2 separate regions of the Homo sapiens genome follow, and region 1 is linked to region 2. The links are chromatin loops, found by intact Hi-C in ENCODE. Cell type or tissue: ascending aorta. All regions are shown on one strand. Links, peaks and the distances in the headings refer to the core of each region. The heading gives the core; the rest is flanking DNA.

The links. Peaks named below come from ENCODE experiments on the same cell type or tissue, not always from the same donor. Only the 100,000 strongest peaks of a DNase experiment are listed, where the experiment ranks them.
Region 1: it touches region 2 in a loop (2.7-fold over the local background); 2 of 110 quality-filtered maps call a loop at or near these places.

What each region holds. Positions count from the first base shown.
Region 1 is chr1:115,280,023-115,289,196 of GRCh38, reverse strand. NGF (nerve growth factor) reads left to right here. Exons shown (of 3, transcript NM_002506.3): 3 at 2,390-3,280. The coding sequence starts at 2,402. The coding sequence ends at 3,127. NGF-AS1 (NGF antisense RNA 1) reads right to left here and starts at 6,163. Exons shown (of 2, transcript NR_157569.1): 1 at 5,957-6,163. In ascending aorta, for the core only: no CTCF peak of the experiment used is centred there; DNase peaks (open chromatin) are centred at 4,766, 5,226, 5,774 and 6,156; H3K4me3 peaks cover 1,761 bases; H3K27ac peaks cover 3,911 bases.
Region 2 is chr1:115,429,376-115,438,549 of GRCh38, reverse strand. No RefSeq gene overlaps it. Among named protein-coding and RNA genes, the nearest start is that of NGF, 96 kb to the right of the region's middle. RefSeq lists an enhancer at 6,443-6,943. In ascending aorta, for the core only: no CTCF peak of the experiment used is centred there; DNase peaks (open chromatin) are centred at 4,839 and 7,565; H3K27ac peaks cover 1,671 bases.

The sequences.
Region 1 (9,174 bases), core at 512-8,511, 150 kb after region 2:
GGTTTAGATTTGCTGCCAACTGAATATTCAGTCCGCTAAGAGTTGACCGGACATTTATCTGCAAGACCATTAGCCAACAGATCTGGTAATGGTCAAAACCCCAGATATGCCATTGCCTCCTTTGCATGGTCAGCTGGAGAACTGGAGCAAACAGAAACATTCTTCAAAGAAACCAAAGAGAAAAGAATTTGGTGATTTCCTTCTTGGTATCTCACCAAAGAGCTGTCTATTTCCAGCTGAATAAAAGCACAGTATGGAGGAGAAGAATGTGTTGCCTTAAAACAGATTAGAAAAGCAGTGTGTAGCCATATGCACAAAGGCCAAAAGAAACCACACACTGTGATGGAAAGAAGGCAGATGGTGAGCTTCTCTTGCCACTCTCATTCATTCTTTCTTTCATTCATTCTCCTTAAATTTTTTGAGTACCTACTACATGCCAGACACGGCAACTGGCCCTGGAAATATTGAAATGCAAATTGTGCAGCTTGCAAAGCCCTCTCAGGGAGACAGACAAGTTAATGATTATCCACAACCCTAGGAGAGGTGATAGGGTTATGCACAAACTGCTGTGGAATACAAGGGATGGAGTGCCCAGATACACAAGTGGATGAGACACGGCTCCACCCTCGAGTATCTCACAGTCAGGGTGAGACAATAAAAATGGCTTTGAAGGAGGTCTGAGAGAGGTAAAACCAGCAGTAGAAAGCACAAAAGACAAAGTCCTTGACCACAAGGAGACAGAAATAACTCATGATTTACACAAATTTTGTGAGAACCTACTTCATCCTAACAACTACTCTGGGAGATAGTGTTTTTTGCCCACCTCCGATCAATGGGAACGCTAAGGCTCTGGGAAATTAAATGGGTTTCTTCTGCTAACAAGTAGTGGAGTAGGAATCCAAACACGATTTTCTAACCCCCAGACCCAATGCAGAGTTCTTGTCATTACACTGATTTAGTAGGAGAGAACACACACACTCACACTCACATGAACACACACATATGCACATACAATTACGCTATTCTGAAGTGCAGAATGGCAAAAGATCATTTTTGATTGGAGTGATCTGAGAAGGCTTCGAGGACTAGGTCGTATCTGTGTGGAAACGGAGCAGAATGACCCATAAGAGTGGGAAGGAGAGATGGGAGAAAGGATAGAATTGGAAGTTTGTAGAGCACTCTTACAAGAGATATTTCTGATCCTACCAGGAAGATCTATGGAAGCTTTACAGAGGAGCTGACGTTTGCTACACATCTACAAGTATGCATAGGAGCTCCGCGGAGGCCAGTGAGAGGCCCTCCAGGAGCAGAACTAATTCCACAATTACTTGACCAAGTTGGGGGATTATTTGTGGGGTAACTGCAGTGCAGTATGGAGTCCTCTTGGGGACAGTTAGAGCCATACCATTTGATCTATAGTCACATAAGAACAAACAATAAAAAGAAAAGACATGCTTAAGAGTGAAAGAGAAAGGGAGGGAGAAAAGAAGGAAGGGTGGATGGAAGGACACTAGCTTAGTAAGGGGTCAACTTTGGATTCTATTTCTGGTTCAGTTTTCATTTGTGACTTCAGTGCTTTAGTGTTAGTTCATTTTCTGTGAATCAGTTTCCTTATATGTGAAATAAATATGATAAATCCTAATTGAACTCACAGACTCATGAGAAGATAGAAGTGAACACATTTTAAAAACATCACACAAAGAGGAACTATTATGTGGTCCACATTTATATATGTGGGGTAGCGTCTGAAGAGGTGCCTGGACTAAGATGGTCCCAGAGCCACAAGGTTTTTGCCAAACATGACGCTTTGTGAATTCATAACAAGGGCTCCGAGTCACCAGATCTTAGAGCTGACCCAGTGCACTGTCTGAAAGGGGGTACCCAGTTCTGAGGCTTCAAGACATGTCCCCAGCAGATCTTCCCCGTGCCTTCCCAGAGGATTCAAAACTGTTGAGCAGGACGGCACCATCACATCAAGGCACAAGTGCCAGGGAGAGATGTTAAACTCTCCCCACCGGCCTCCCTGGTACACACATGGACACTTACCACCTCCCTCAGCCGCCTTAAGCTTCAGAGAACTCAAAGGACTCTGTAAGTGATGTCTCCAAGCTCATATCGAACTACTGGGCAAAATTTCAGGGGCTCTGTCACTTCCTGGAGAAGCTCGGATGGGGTGACCACACATCCATACTGCCTGAGTCAGCCCCGGGTTACGCCTGTTGTCCCGGTATAACCATTGCTAGCACACCCTTTCCCTCTCAGAAGTGCCCCGGTTTGAATGAAACCTCTTCGTGATCCCCTTGGGAGGTCAACTCTGAGGGACCCAGAAACTGCCTTTTGACTGCATTTAGTACTCCATGAAGTCACCCTCATTTCTTTTTCATTCCAGGTGCATAGCGTAATGTCCATGTTGTTCTACACTCTGATCACAGCTTTTCTGATCGGCATACAGGCGGAACCACACTCAGAGAGCAATGTCCCTGCAGGACACACCATCCCCCAAGCCCACTGGACTAAACTTCAGCATTCCCTTGACACTGCCCTTCGCAGAGCCCGCAGCGCCCCGGCAGCGGCGATAGCTGCACGCGTGGCGGGGCAGACCCGCAACATTACTGTGGACCCCAGGCTGTTTAAAAAGCGGCGACTCCGTTCACCCCGTGTGCTGTTTAGCACCCAGCCTCCCCGTGAAGCTGCAGACACTCAGGATCTGGACTTCGAGGTCGGTGGTGCTGCCCCCTTCAACAGGACTCACAGGAGCAAGCGGTCATCATCCCATCCCATCTTCCACAGGGGCGAATTCTCGGTGTGTGACAGTGTCAGCGTGTGGGTTGGGGATAAGACCACCGCCACAGACATCAAGGGCAAGGAGGTGATGGTGTTGGGAGAGGTGAACATTAACAACAGTGTATTCAAACAGTACTTTTTTGAGACCAAGTGCCGGGACCCAAATCCCGTTGACAGCGGGTGCCGGGGCATTGACTCAAAGCACTGGAACTCATATTGTACCACGACTCACACCTTTGTCAAGGCGCTGACCATGGATGGCAAGCAGGCTGCCTGGCGGTTTATCCGGATAGATACGGCCTGTGTGTGTGTGCTCAGCAGGAAGGCTGTGAGAAGAGCCTGACCTGCCGACACGCTCCCTCCCCCTGCCCCTTCTACACTCTCCTGGGCCCCTCCCTACCTCAACCTGTAAATTATTTTAAATTATAAGGACTGCATGGTAATTTATAGTTTATACAGTTTTAAAGAATCATTATTTATTAAATTTTTGGAAGCATCCTGTGTGCTGATGCTGGTTATTTTTTTTGAGTAAAATCATCTGCAAGTCTGAGGAAGATGCAGGGGGAATTGTCTGAAGCACCCCCTGGCTCCTTCTAAGGCCCACCTGTAACCCTTACCCCACCCCCAGCCAGTGCTGCAACTTCAGGAAAGGCTAACTGGTTTCAGATATTAGCCTAAGCCAGGCATGATTAGCAAAGGAAGCCTGCTGGATTGCAACTTTGTTCTACATTCCAGAGCCAAAGCTACCTAATCATTGGATTACCTGCCCACGGCCTGGAAGCATGGGCCCTGGTCTCCTCCCTTGGAGAAGTTAGTGGAGCCTCATCAGGAGGCAGATCACCACTGGGCATGGGGCTGCCCTGGCCTCAGAGGCACAGTCTCAGTCCTGGGGGCACTCGATAGACAGGAAGAGGCTTGTACCAAAGATCTGTGAGCTGCTCATTTGTAGAGGGAGATGTGCTGTCTGGAAGAGTTGTAACAGAGTAATCTCACGAGGCCTGTCAAAGTAGATCTGGTTTCATGTTCAGCTGGCCTTAGTACTCGTTTTATCCCTCAGCAGCCTCCTGCAGAAAGACTTCATTACCCCAAGAAAACATTAGTGCCTCCGACACTCTTGCAACCCACTAACAGCCACAGTAGCAACTTCCAGGGGCCCCACCATCAGCCCACAGCCAGGGAAGCCAGAGACGGGAGAGAACTTCTGAAAATATTTTTATTCTTAATTGGATGATTTCCATAAGTGACCAAAGGTGACTGGGGCCGTGGGACCTGCAGAGAAGAGGGTGGGGCAGAAAGACTAAGTAAATGGAGTAAGAACCAAATAAACCTGGAGATGTGGAGGACAGGTGGGCCGGCAGGAAACCACGGCTTTCTGCTTCTCCCAAACAGGGGAAATGAAACAAGGATGACAAAGAGAAGGCCAGAGGTGGATGTGAAGAAGGGGAGGGGAGGACAGAGCAGGAGGAGGAGGGAGGTGTGATCTCTCATCTTTACCAGCACTCTCCAGCCTCCAGGAAAGTTAGCAACCTGGGTGGTTCTTGTGGGGCTTTTTGGATGTGCTAATAAACACTGACTCCATCCAGAGCATCTTAGGAGTGAAGGTGACAGAGGGACTCCAGGGTTCAGCCTGCAGCAGGGCTCCACCCAGCCTCACACGACCCCCTTCCCCTGCAACTTTCATTTTGTATTTTCCTTGAAGCCACAATATTCCCCCAGACAGAGCACTTATATTAAGACAGAAAATTTCCCCTCCTATCCATCCTGTCTCCCCCCGAGGATGAAATGCCTACACTGGTTTTCAAGAGAACAGGCCCAAATTGTCCATCCGAGAAAAGAGCAAATGGTCTTATTCATTCCCTCTGTAATTCTCGCTGTCCGGCCCCACCTCCAACGCCATCCAAATAGGGCAAATTAGAAACGTAGGGAGCTTTGGCATGAGAGCCATTTGATTAGGGTAGAAGTATGATGAAATGTGCCCTGTTTTTTCTATCAGAGCCACTGCAATTGGAATAAAGGTTTATGCTCAAGAAACACCAGCTAGAACATTCTGTGCTGAGATTCTAAGTGAGATAAAGGCCTCAGGGAGGAGCCCTCCCAGTGATCTGTGTCTGTGACTTTTACTGGGGTCCAATGCCAGTGGTCTCAGCCGTCCTAGGTGCCCCTACAAAGTTTCTGGGTGGCTTTTTTTCTCTTAGGACTGGACTTTGGGCCTGGGATGTGGGGAGAGGAGTGGAGAGGGAGGCCTTCAGGAAGCTCCCCATCAGGAAGGTTGGCTTGTGAGCAGCTACACCAACAAAGAGGGTCCTGGAGTGCTGCCCGCGGCACTGCAAGACACTGGGACATCTAAAAAATGTCTTTGGCTCCCCTGGGCAGCCGAGAGGGAGGACCGTCTGAGGGAGCACGAAGGCTGAGGCCCTCACTTCCATGTGGGCTGCTCTCCTGCGTGTCCGGTAAGAGGAGGGCCCCTCATCCCAGGAACACCACCACCTTCCCAAAGGCAAAATCTGCTCTAGGCGGAAACACTGGAGTCCCAGCGTGGGAGCCAATGTTTTCACACAATATAAGGGATATCAGTTTGGCTGATCGGCGTCGGAGCCTTCCAAAAACAACCCCGCGCCCGGTGGTTTCCGCAGCTTGGGCTCTGCTCCCACACACGGAGGGGAGCCCTGGCTTTCAGACCCACCCGGGCTGCCCCAGAAAGGCTGACCGGGGTCGCCAGGGCCCCAGCCACTTGAACACCAAGAAAACAGCTTCAAACCGCCCACTATACTCTGCTGAGGAGCGGCAGCAGCACATTTTGCAAAATTTTCCTTCCTGTGCCTCACTGAGATTTTTCTGCCTGGGTTCCCCAAAAGCCCAAAAGGTGAGAGCAGATCTGACTCCTCTCGGCAACTTCGTTTGGTGGAAGGCGTCCTCCACCACGCCCAAGAAAACTAGCGCCGGCCCTGGCTGTCCGCCCTCCTAGCAAGGCTCAGGCCCCGGCCTGGGAGACCGCAGGGTGCCTGACTCTGGGGTACACTCAGTTGTCCCTCTGACGCCCTCCAGCAACCAGAGCGCCAGCCTGACCCCTTCCCTGCTAATAGAAAGCCCACCATGGGGACAGAGTTTCAGCAACAACCCAGCAGCTATTTTCATTTCCGTGAATCAGGAGTGTTCCTCCTAAAAGCCTTACCACTTTCTCCTCAGCATCATCCACATCATGGGAGGAGGATCCGCCCAGAGCTGGAATAGAGGACAAAAGGGCACCCGGGTCTCGTGTCCGCCCTGTCCGCTCCTTGGAGGAGAGACAGCTGGGCAAGAGAAGCGGAGCCGAGTGGAAGTGTGGGCTATGGAGAACCCAGGGGCCTGGGAGTCTTTCTCGCACAGGCCTGAACGGAACAGTGGGAGGCAACGGGTGCTCAGAGTTGAGGTCATCAGCCAAACCCAGCTCCGAGGGAGCAGCCCAGTGTCATGGTACAAACTCTGGGCTTGGTGTCAGCAGAGCTGGGTTCTGGCCCCAGCTCCCCCATTTCTATCTGTGAAACTTTGGCAAGCAGCAGTTCCTCTTTGAGCTTGGTTCTTGCAGCTGTGAAATGAAAATAATCATTCCTATATCCCAGAGTTGTGAGCATGAAGCAAAACCAAGTATTTGAAAGCAAACAGTCCAGTCCTATGCAAGTGTTAGGAAAAGTAATTTATTCCAAACTTAACCATTCCTGTGTTGATTATAGGAGAGAAGCAACTATGTTGGTGCTCACTAAATGTTTGTTTATTGGCACATGTATGGATTGGATAAGGGAAACCCTCTGGTCAGTGGACATCATGGAATATAGATGTGGCATAGCCAGGCCATGATAGATAGATAGATAGACAGATAGATAGATGATTGATAGATAGATAGATAGATAGATAGATAGATAGATAGATAGATAGATAGATCAGGCATAGCCTGCTTTTACCAGGAGGTTAAAAGCAAGAATGGCAGCTATTCAGCTTCAGATGCCTGAATCCGGGTTCAGATAGGCCACCTGGATTCTAGTGATTCCAGCATAATGGTAGGCTTTGGAGTCAAACAAGTACTTCTGCTAAGGCTGTGTAACCTTAAGCAAGTTGCTTAACATCTCTGACAATGATATATGGAAACTCTGACGATTTCTTCATCTGTGAAATATGGATGATAATAGTGCTTTTCTCAGAGGGCTGAGAGATCATTTAATGAGATAATACACATAAATATACAAAACTACCTAGCACTTAAGAAGTGTATAATAAATTTTCGTTTTGAAAGGTAGATTAGCTGAGAACCCCTAAAAGGATGTTGGAATAGTGGAACAACTTTCCACAAGGCAAGGAAGATTATGGACAGTTTTATAGATGTATCCTAGGTTTATTCCATGACAAGCAATGCTAATAGTGACCTTAGCGTTTATTAAGAGCTTGGTATGTTCAAGGCATCGCACTAAGCACTTTATGTGGTTTAGCTCAGGTAAGCCTCTGGGTTCTAAGACAAAAGACTATCTTAAGGCAAGTGTCGGGGAAGGCTGTGCTTTCTGCTTATGTGTATCAATGCCAGAGAAGTGCTCCACAGTTCCCTGGGATGTGTTTACTCCCCCAGCTCTTGGTAAGTTTATAAACCATTGGCTCTGAAAGTTTCCATGTGTCAAGCACGTGGGATCTGTTTTGCTCTAATTCACTTGGGTTTGCAACTGAAAAGCTGTTACCTTCCCAAAGTTCACCTGGGTGTGTGAAGATGGCTCAGGGGGTCCAGCGCCAAGAGTAAGTTGGGCAAATCTTCCCTCCACCACAGCAGCCTGCAGAGAATCCCTCCAACCCAGGGATGCTCCTTAAAGTCAAGGATGCAGCACATCTGTGTTTCTTCAGCACCTGGACCCAATCTTGCATGTGGCAGGCAATCAATGTCCTAAGGAAGGGAAGACAGAACTTAGTTTCCATCTTTTTCTCCATCCCCACCATCCACAGCCTATCTCCTCCTATCCCCGCACCTACCTTGTGTTAGCCATAAATGCGTTAATGGTCTCAGTTGAAAACAGGGTCCTCCCTGAGGCATGTGACACATCTGGGTAATTTTCAGAGGCTGGTATCAAGAGCAAGATCAGACCATCAGGGATAAAGCCTGGCCTCACCCATAGCTTGGCTGAGTGACACTGGACAAATTACTTCTCTCTCTGCACTGCAGTTTTCTTACATGTAAAATGTAGGTGAAAATAAGAGAACCTACTTCATTGTATTGTAAGGCATTTGGTCCAATGTTTGGTACATAATAAATCATTGTATATGAAACATATGTAAATATACAGTACACACAGCTACATATACATATATGCACAGAAATAGACACAATATACAAACATACACACACAAGGATAGTGTGTGTGCTTATGTGTGTGTGTATATGTGTGAATAACCCCTGGAAGCTAAGAAGCAGCCAAGAAGTGCACATTCTACACTCACATGCACCCACCCACTGACTTAAAAGCACAGTGCAACATACAAATCCATCCAATAAACATTCTAAACAATGGCTACAGTAGTAAGAAGTAATCCAATGGAAAGAGTAAGCCAGGAAAGACTTCCTGGAGGAAACGATTTTGAACTACGTGCGGAAAATAAGTTGAGTGAAATTATTGTCCTGTGCTGAGACTTACTCCAGAATTATGAACAAGGTAAAATCCAACCAAGAGGCTGCCCAGCCCCAATGGGAGAGAGACCGCTAATAGAATTGAGAGTCTCTGTCTGTTCTCTCACTTCATTCTGAGCTACAACTGGCAGAGGAGTTAGTTTCTCCTGCAATTACAGACCTTAGAAGAATTCAGAGAATAACCCTGTGAAATCCTGTAGGAAGACACAGTTAAAGTCCCCATATGGTTTTCACAAAATCTTGTCTCTGTTAAGACCAAACACCAAAGAGCTGGTCAAATATCTTCCTGAAGATGGGGCCTCCTCCAGCCATATCAGCTGGGTTTCCTCGATCCCCAAAACAAGAAGAAAAAAAAGGCTCTCAGAGTACGTACCATGCACCCCTGGCTCCAGGGGGAGACTTGGGTTGGAGAGGCCAGCCCGGCGCCTTGGCTAACGTTTGGTGCCACAGCTAAGTGCAGCCTCCAGCTTAGCGGCCTCTCCCCTTTATCTCGCCCCCACCATTCCTTTCACTTTGACATAATGAAAGTGCAACTTGCACACTGTCTCGAGATTGCATATGATAATTGGAAACATGTGTCTGAGCTGGCATCCCTTCAAAGGGCTTTGGAACTCTGACTTGGGCTGTCTTCTGATTGCAATAGCAATCCCCCAAACTGGCTCTCCAGTCTTCACATTCCTTCAGCTGCACCTTAGTGTTAACTCTTGCCAGGAGAAGGCTGTTGCAAGCAGAGCTCATTCCTGAGGGTCTGC
Region 2 (9,174 bases), core at 484-8,483:
TAAAACCCAAGCATATCTATGTATATATGACAATTTCCCAGCTACGTCCCACGTAGCAGAGTGATTACTAGAGCTGCTGAACCTGACTGGGGGCTTCGCAGAGGCTCCTGATGTAGTGAAAAATGAAGATGGGTCAGAACAGATTCATAAAAATTATGGTCTATTTTAAACATCATATAATGAATAAATTAATATTTTATTTTAAAAGTATAATTGGATAATGCACAACATAGCCCAAGGATTTATTTAAAAAAAAAAAAATCGCTGGTGATGCCCAAGTGACACAGCTTAATGATCAGACACATACTTTTAAGGTTGTATGAGTAACATCTTGTTCCATCAGTTTCTCTGTGACTGTATAAGCTCATTTGGAAATAACATCCGAAGTCTACGTTTGAGATGAAAGTGAAAAGTTGTGAAAGTGAGTCCTGGCTTGTTGGGCCAGGCCTGTGATAGCACTGAGCTGGATGCTCTGGTCTGCTGCACCGAGTTCCAATGCCTGATCCTCTGACATCAGGTGGCTGCATGGCCCTCAGGAGGAGACCTTCTCTGAAGCAACACCTGCAGCCTTTCGGGCTCTGGGCTTCCTCACCCACCCTCAAACCCAAGAGAGCTGCCCTGCACTGCTCAGTGTCTGGAGAGCTAAAGAGCTTTTTCCCCTCTTGTCTTTTTACTTTCCTAGCCTTACTGCTAGCAGGTCTCAAGAGTTCCATTATAAGCCATTGTTTTCTTTGTTCAGAGCCTTTTAGTCTCTCCTACTGTAAATAACAACAGCGACTAGAACAATTAACATTTGTGCAATTGTGCACATGTACCCTAAAACTTAAAGTATAATAATAAAAAAAGCAGCAACAATAAAGTATAACAGACAAGTCAGCCAGCTTTAACAAAAAAAAAAAAACATTTGTGCAGTGAATTGCAGTTTGCAGAGCACTTTCACAGACATTCTCTTAACTGAGACTCACATCAAATAAGTCATTATTATTCTAAAGTAGTTATTATTATGATTTCAAATTTACAAGCAAGGAACGAGGCTCTGAGAGGTGAAGTGCCTTGTCTGAGATCGAATAACCCGTCAGTGGAGAAGCCTGGAGAGAATGCAGGTGTTCTGAGTCTGACCTTATATTCCGTCCATTCTGTCAGCTGCGCTTCTGTGGGTAGACAGAGCGGCACCTCTGCTTCATACACAAACAATTATGGTGATGATTGTTGTCATTGTTCACCAACTTGGGCTCACTCAGTGTACCTTCATTTTCTTTTCCATGACAATAATTTTGTATTTCCAGAATAGGATTATGCAATGGAAACTTCCGGGAAATTAGATACTTTAAAACTCACTTTACCCATTAGTTTCTATTTTTTATGTTTGAAATAAAATAATAATCTAACATTTACTGTAATTATAACAATAAACAACAAAAGTTTATGGTGTTTAACAGTTTGGTATTTAGCAGTTTACAAGGTACTTTAACATACATTAATTCATTTGGTTTTCACAACTGCCCAGTAAAGTTAATTGAAATAGTATGCCTATTCTTTTTTAGAGGAATAAGAGGGTAAATGCCTAGTTCACATTCTCTCAACAAATAAAAGCTGTCCTATGATTTGTATTCAAGGTTTTGGCCTTCCTCTGCACCTTTTTCAGTACCTCCAGCATAGGGTAACTTGGAGTGAGAGAGGGAGGGTTGAATTTGAATTCAGCCTCTGACCATTATTCTGTGTCCTGGGGCAGTGCTTCTGAAACTTGAGCACTCACAGGAACCTCCTGGAGAGCTGAATCCTGGGCCCTGTCACCCAGATTCAGTCTGCCCAGGGTGAGGCCTGGGCATTTGCATTTCTAACAAGCTTCTGGTTTATATTGCTATTTCCAGCCTGTGGAAATACACTTTGAGTAGTTCTGACAGAGAGAAGATGATGCATCTCTCAAAGCCTCAGCATCATCATCTCTAAGGGGGTTAATAGTGCTACCTGCCTCACAGGGTAATAATGAAATAATGTGCATAAAGGCCTTTCTAAACGACCACAGGCTACTAACGTTATTATCCACTGCTTACAACGCAAAATACAAAATACACTTGAAAGTTGAAAGATCACATCAAAAACTTTCACAGCTCTCAGGGGTGCTATTCACATCATATTCTATGCACTGTTGCTCAGAGCTGTGCAACATGATGGTATTGGCTAAATGAGAACCACGATATTCATCTTATTATTATGAATTTCTAGTGTGGGATTCCACTCTAAATTCAATCCAAGCTAAGGATCCCTACCTCCCCAGGGAGAAGGGGTATATCAGCACAGCATTCATCTTATTGTTATGAATTTCTAGTGTGGGATTCCACTCTGAATCCAATCCCCAGAAAGAAGGGGTTGATCAGCACAGCTGGTAGTGCCTATGTGGCTGCTTCATTGTCCTAGGAGTGGAATTACACCTTCCTGCATGTGAGAGGGGGGCACTCACAGGGATGGGCAGGAAGAGGGGAAAGAAAGGCACTCTGAGCTTCCCATCCTTACCCACTGCCACTTCCCATCCTTACCCAATTGCCATTGTGAGCTTCCCTTTTTATATGAGCCTTGGCCAAGCAGCCAGACTAAGTGCAGATTTTTTGTTTCTCTTACTTTCTCTAGTCCAGGGCTTACTGGGAGACTTGAGGGTGCCAAGAAGTGGTCAATGAGAGGGAAAAGGAGCCACAGCAAAGGGCCCCTCAAACCACATGTTGGTTAATCAGCCTCTGAGTGAGAGAAAATGAGCCCCACAGGGATCCATTTATTCTTGAGCGTTGCAGTCTGACAGTGTTGGATCTAAGTCCCAGCTCTGTCATTTATTAGTTCCAAGGACTTATGTGAGTTGCTTTGCCCCCCTTGAACTGAAGTTTCTTTACTGTAAAAGAAGATGAATAATATCCCACTACCCAGTGCCCTCAGTAAATGACAGCTCTTCTTCTTATTATTAATGTTCATTCAACAAGGATTTACTGTACATGCTCTATGTGCCAAACAATATATTAGGCACTGGCCATACAGAAATAAACATAACATTGTGCCTGTCCTGGAGAAGTCTACAGCCCAGTGTGGGAGACACAATTAAGCACGACACAGGTCGCAGGTGTTATTGTCAATACAAGTACAAGGTACAGTACAAAGGAGGGAAATTGGCAGAGGGCAACAGGATTGTGCTCCTTTGGAACTAGTGGCCTTCTGATTTCTCATTTCTGTCCTTCCGTTTACCCTCCCACATCTCAGGAGGAAAATCCAGAAATGCACAGTTTAAATGATAGCTCAGAATAATCATCCTAGGTCAATATTCCTGAGCATCCCAGATCTGCTGCCTGACTGAGGCCTTGCCAGCTGAAAACAGCATCCATCAGCGGTGAACTTAGACTATCCTCTCAGCATCCCCCATCCATGCAAGGCATCTCATTCAGGTTTGGAAAGTTACAGCCTGACACAGCCCTGGAGGTTTGTTTGACTCTTTTTTTTCTTTTCAAATGTTTCATTTCTTTCCCTTTAGGATCTGTGCCCTAGTTGTTCTGGGAAACTTGTGACCTCTCTGTGTTTTTAATTAGAAGATGTCATTTTTCCATGGCAACCTATCTTGATGTCCCAAATAGAGAAACTGTAAAATCAGTTTCCCTATGAAGGGCCAAGCAGTTGGAATGGGAGGCTGCCCAACGAGTGCTGGTGCCCAGGCCTGGTGGCTCCACCCCTGGGTAGGGTCCCCTAAGCAGAAGAACACCACCAGGGTCTCCTGCTAATGTAGACCTGCACCATAGTAGCCTCAGCTGGAACCCTCTTGGCCTGAGTCCATAACACCCAGTTCTTGATGGTTGTTTGGGAGAATCTGCACTTTCTGACTGGCATGGGAACAAACCATGTGAGCCATGAACTATGGTGTCTCCAGGGCCAATAGCCCATAGGTAATAACTTACAGAAGCCAGAAAAACATTGATGGGAAGCAGTTGAAACCAGCCCAAACTCCATGGTGACCAAAGTTGAACTGACCTTCTCTCCCCAGCACCTCACCTCCTAAAGGAATGAGTAGCTTCAGGAAATGATGAAGGAAATAAAGAAATTACGTCCACTCTTTGCAAGTTAGCAATAAGGAAACAGTAGTTAAATCATTGGGCAAAAAGTGGTTGGTTTCTAAAATAACACCCTAAATTTTGTAATTCTGGTTTTTTTCTTTTATTTTTTAAAGGATTATTTGCATTCAGAAAGGCAGACCTAATGATAAATGAAAGTCACCCTGACCACAGAGATTATATTGATACATGTTTAAGTTAAATGGTAAAATGATGTGCTGAATCCTTCCACTACACTGATCAAAATGGAAGGGCGTCACAAGGAAACAAAGGGATCCCCTCATTCTGTGTGTACCCTGTCGAAAACCCACAAGGTGCTAGGCTCCAATAACAACAGCTAACTCTTGTTGACTGCTTATTATTTCCAGGAATTGTTCAAGTGATTTATATCTATTCATTACACACTCATCACAATTATAACAGCAGTAGTTTTCTCTGCTTGTTACATGCCAAGAGCAGTTCTAACTACTTTCATGTGTAATTAATTTCATATTCACTATCATCTTCCTAATTTGCAGATCAGGAAACAGGCATAGAGGGTTGGATAACGTTCTCAAGGTCACAGTCTGGAGATGAAACCAGGCAGTATTGGCTCCAGAGTCTGTGCCTGTAGCCTCTGTAAGTACTACTTCTTCCTTCTTCATGTAAGAAAGTTTCTGGAATTAGGGAAACATATTTGACATGCTAAGTGCATTCCCATCTCAGGACCTTTCGCTGGCCGTTCCCGTTGCTGGAGTGCGCTTTCCTAGGTCTCGGCTTGCCAGGCTCCTTGTCATCATTCATGTCTTGGCTCACTCATGCTTCTTGGAAATGCTTTCCCTGACCCCAAGTCAAAGCAGCCCTCTCTACTGGAAGCCCCAGCCTCTTCGGCCCATTTTTTAAAATTTTAGTTCCTTTGGAGTGCCTTTCACTGCCAGAAATTGCCCTGTTTCTTTATTTATTCTCCCCCCACTGACTAGAATGTAAGTTCCATGACTGGTGTAACTGTTCTACATCAGATAACGCCTGGCACAGAGTTCAGTGCTGTATTAGTCCATTTTTTCACTGCTGATAAAGGCATACCCAAGACTGGGAAGAAAAATAGGTTTAGTTGGACTTACAGTTCCACATGGCTGGGGAGGCCTCAGAATTATGGCAGGAGGCCAAAGGCACTTCTTACATGGTGGCAGCAAGAGAAAATGAGGAAGATGCAAAAGCAGAAACCCCTGATAAAACCATCAGATCTTGTGAGACTTATTCACTACCACGAGAACAGTATGGGGGAAACCGCCCTCATGATTCAAATTATCTCCCACTTGGTCCCTCCCACAACAGGTAGGAACTACAGGATTATAATTCAAGATGAAGTTTGGGTGAGTACATAGAGCCAAACCATATCAGGTGCTCGATAAATACTTGTTGAATGAACAAATGGAGCCTATTAGTAATGATTTTGTCTTGAGCACCAGTTATAATGATGATAACACAGCAGCAGCACCAATAGTACTAATTGGTACTATTAAGTGTTTATTATAAACCACATATTGTGCTAAATATGTGAAGTAGACACTGTTATTGCCCCATTTTGCAGAGGATGAAACTAAGACTTAGAGCAGGTACATGTTGCTGGTGTCACCATGAAGCCAAGAAGCCCTCAAGAACATATGTATATGCCAAAGTGTAGAGGATGAATTTACTGTTATTGAAGCAAAGGCCGCAGGCAATCCCTGCACACCACGGTGAGCCTCTGTGCCTCCTGGGGCTTCCATTTCCCTCTCAGAGGTAAGCAAGTGAAAACAACTAGCACCCGTGACTAGTGGGCAGTTGGAACTCAATAAATATATCTTTCCTTCCTCCATTCCTTGGTGCAACTCATCCAGTATTTATCCCCTCAAAACGTCCTGTGATCTCTGAATGTTTGAATTCCATAGCCTCAAATTATGCCCCAAACTATAGGTCACCTGTGGCCAGATGGCTCGGTCTTTGGTGTCATTAGAGAAAGGATGACTGAAAAGTACGAGGGAAAAGCAAAGACCAGGACAAAGATTTCAAGGAGGGAAATAGAAACAGAGTGTGTGGGAGGAGAGGATGTTGCAAGAAGCAAGAAGGATATAGCAGGAAGAGCCTCAGCTGAGGAAAAAACAGTGCTGTCCACAGAGGTCATGGAGGACTCCACGTGGAAGGGAGTGCCTGGGAAGGGTGTGGCATTAACTGGCTGACGTTGCTGCAAGCCTGCAGGGCTCTTGTCCTCGATGGGACACTTAGGAGCAGATCGGGGACTTGAGTACAGTGCATCCAGCAGAGCAGTGGCCCAGCTGCACCTGGCAGGAAAGCCCTGCCCTGGAGCACCAAGGAGCACAAGGGTGAGGAGGCTGCGGAGCCCTGGTCAGGAGCCGGGGTGCCCAGTATTGGTGTCTGGTCCTGCCCTCATGCCCCTGACGCCACACTCAGCTGCTTTTCAGCTCAGGGAACACCTATCAGGCCCCTCTATTTCAGGAGACTTTCCTGGGTGATGAAAGCGTGAAGTAATAGCCAGCATTGGAGGTCGGTGGGCTAATCAGGTTTGAGGGTTTACTTATTTCACAGAATGACTGTGGTAAATGCACAGATTTCTGTTTTCTATAGGAGGGAGATATGGAGAAAACTAAGCATCACTTATGAAGCGCAGGTCCCTTCTCCCTTCAGGCACAGAACACTTGAGACAGCCAACATTCTCGCGAAGCACCGCCATGGGAGGGTGAATGGCACACATAGCGGAGGGTCTGTACAGGTCAGTGGTGACGGGCCCTCCCAAGGGCTCTGCTGCAGCGGGCTTCAGTCTGCACTTTGACAAGATCTCCATCTCAGGTAATCCCTGTGCACATTCAAGTCTGAGAAGCGCTGAGCTAAAACATTACCACTTTTCAAAAGCACTTTTTGAAACCCCAGGCAGAAAAGTCCTCAGATTTTCACTCACATACACACAGAGATCTCCACGCGCTTGATAACCATCATTCAGTCATGCTTGGGGTTCTTATGAAGGAGAATACATCTAATTATGCTCAGGCTAAACTTCAGTGTTCCCTAAAATCCTAATCTCAATCTTTCTCTCTTTACTTCTTCTTTTGAATTTAATTTAATGTTTAATTTTTGTGGTTCCATAGCAGGACTATTCTCTTTACTTCTATCTCTACCTCTTTTGAGATGTTGGAGACTCTCTCACTCCAGGAGTTCTCAATCCTGGGTAAGTTAAGAGAATAGAGCAGTTAGAGGTATAGGCTTTGGAATCAGAAAATCTGGGTTTTAGTCTTGGCTCTGTTTCCTCTTGGCTGTATGAAGGTAAGAAACTCATACTCTCTGGCCTTAGTCTTCTCACATGTGGAATGAAGCTAGTAGAAACACCTACTTCATGAGGTTATAGTGAGAATTCAATTAAAAAGGTACACAAAGTGCTTTCACGATGTAAGCATCCAATAGCTGGCCACTGTTGCTGTCATGAAGATGGTGCAAGACCTCAACGCTGTCGCCTTGCTCTTTCATCCCAGGAGTATGTGCTGCCTTACTCATCTGTCGGTGACTCATCATGTGTCCTTGGAAACCCAACTTAACAACCAATTAATCTTCTAACAATGCACACTATGACAGGAGACATTTATTGGTTAATCTGGATGAAACATATTAATGAAATTTTATGGCCATCCCCGATGTAAAAGATTTTTTAAAGACTCATTTCAAATTTCTCGTGTTGAGCTGATTTAGGATTTTATTTTATATTTATTTACAAGAGTATTTACTTTGTGGCAGTCAGTGGGTGAGACACTGGGCTTGCAAAGGTGAGCAAGATATGGCCCTTATTCTCAGGCAGAACACAGGGTAATGGGGAACAGGCATATAGACAAGGAACTGGAATAGCTTAGAACATTTGTGCTGGTGGAAGCATGACAAGTTTGCAGGGCAGACATAGGAGAGGGCCTAAGTCAGAACTGGGGAATAGGCAGGGAAGGGGGTTTTTGAAGACGGAACTAAATTTTAAGGTAGGACAGACAAAAAGGAAAAGAAAGTGTGTCTGGAAAGAGGGAATAGAGGCATAAAGAGAGAAAGAGAGAGGAGAGAGAGAGAAAGAGAGAGGGAAGGAGTGTGTATGTGTGTGTGTGTAACTTACAATAATGTGGTTTTGCTGGTTAGTGGATGAAAGACAGAAGTCACATCATAAAGGGGTTTAGATTTCACACACAAGAGTTTAGTCTGTAGCCAGTGAGTGGCTACTGGAAAATTTAAGCCCGGGGAGTTGTGGGGTGAAATTTGAGTTTCTGCAGGATCCTTCCAGGGATTGTGTGAGAAATGGAGAGTGGAGTGGACTGGAGACAGCTATAGCAGAGAATGGAGAAAGAGAATGGGAGGGGAGAAACAAGGCAGAACAGAGGGATAGTCACAAGACAGAAATGAATCAGCCTCGGTGATTGCTGGATATGGAGGTAAGAGAAAGTAAAGTGTTAAGGATGATTCTTGGTGTGTCAGAGAGGCCCAGCAAGCAGCTGATTGTGTGAGTGCAGCAGATTTTGATCTTTGCTTCCACAACAACTGTTATACTCTGAATGTTTGTGCCCCTACCCCCTCCCAAATTATATGTTGATATCTTACCCCCAAGGTAATGGTATTAGGGGTGGGGCCTTTGGGGGTGATCATGAGGCAGAGACTTCACTAATGGAATGAGTGCCCCTATAAAAATATTGCAGAGAACTAGCTAGCCCCTTCCATCATGTGAGGGCACAGTGAGCAGATGTCCATCTATGAAGGAAGTGGGCCCTCACCAGACACCAAATCTGCAGGCACTGTGAGCAATGAAATTCTGTTGCCTGTAAGCTACCCAGTCTGCAGTATTTTATTATAGCAACCTGCATGGACCAAGACAACAATCATCTCCCATATGACACTTTCCTTCTGCTTGAACCCCAAAGTATTCCATTAAAAGCAGAGATCACTTGATATTAGAAGGGTATAGACCCAACTCCAATGGATGACTTATGACTGGTCTAAATGACCTGTGCTAATCTCATTCCTTTTGGCCACTTCGTCACATTGTGGGCAAGTGACTCATCTGTTCCAGCTAATGAAGAATAAAGAGGGACTTTTG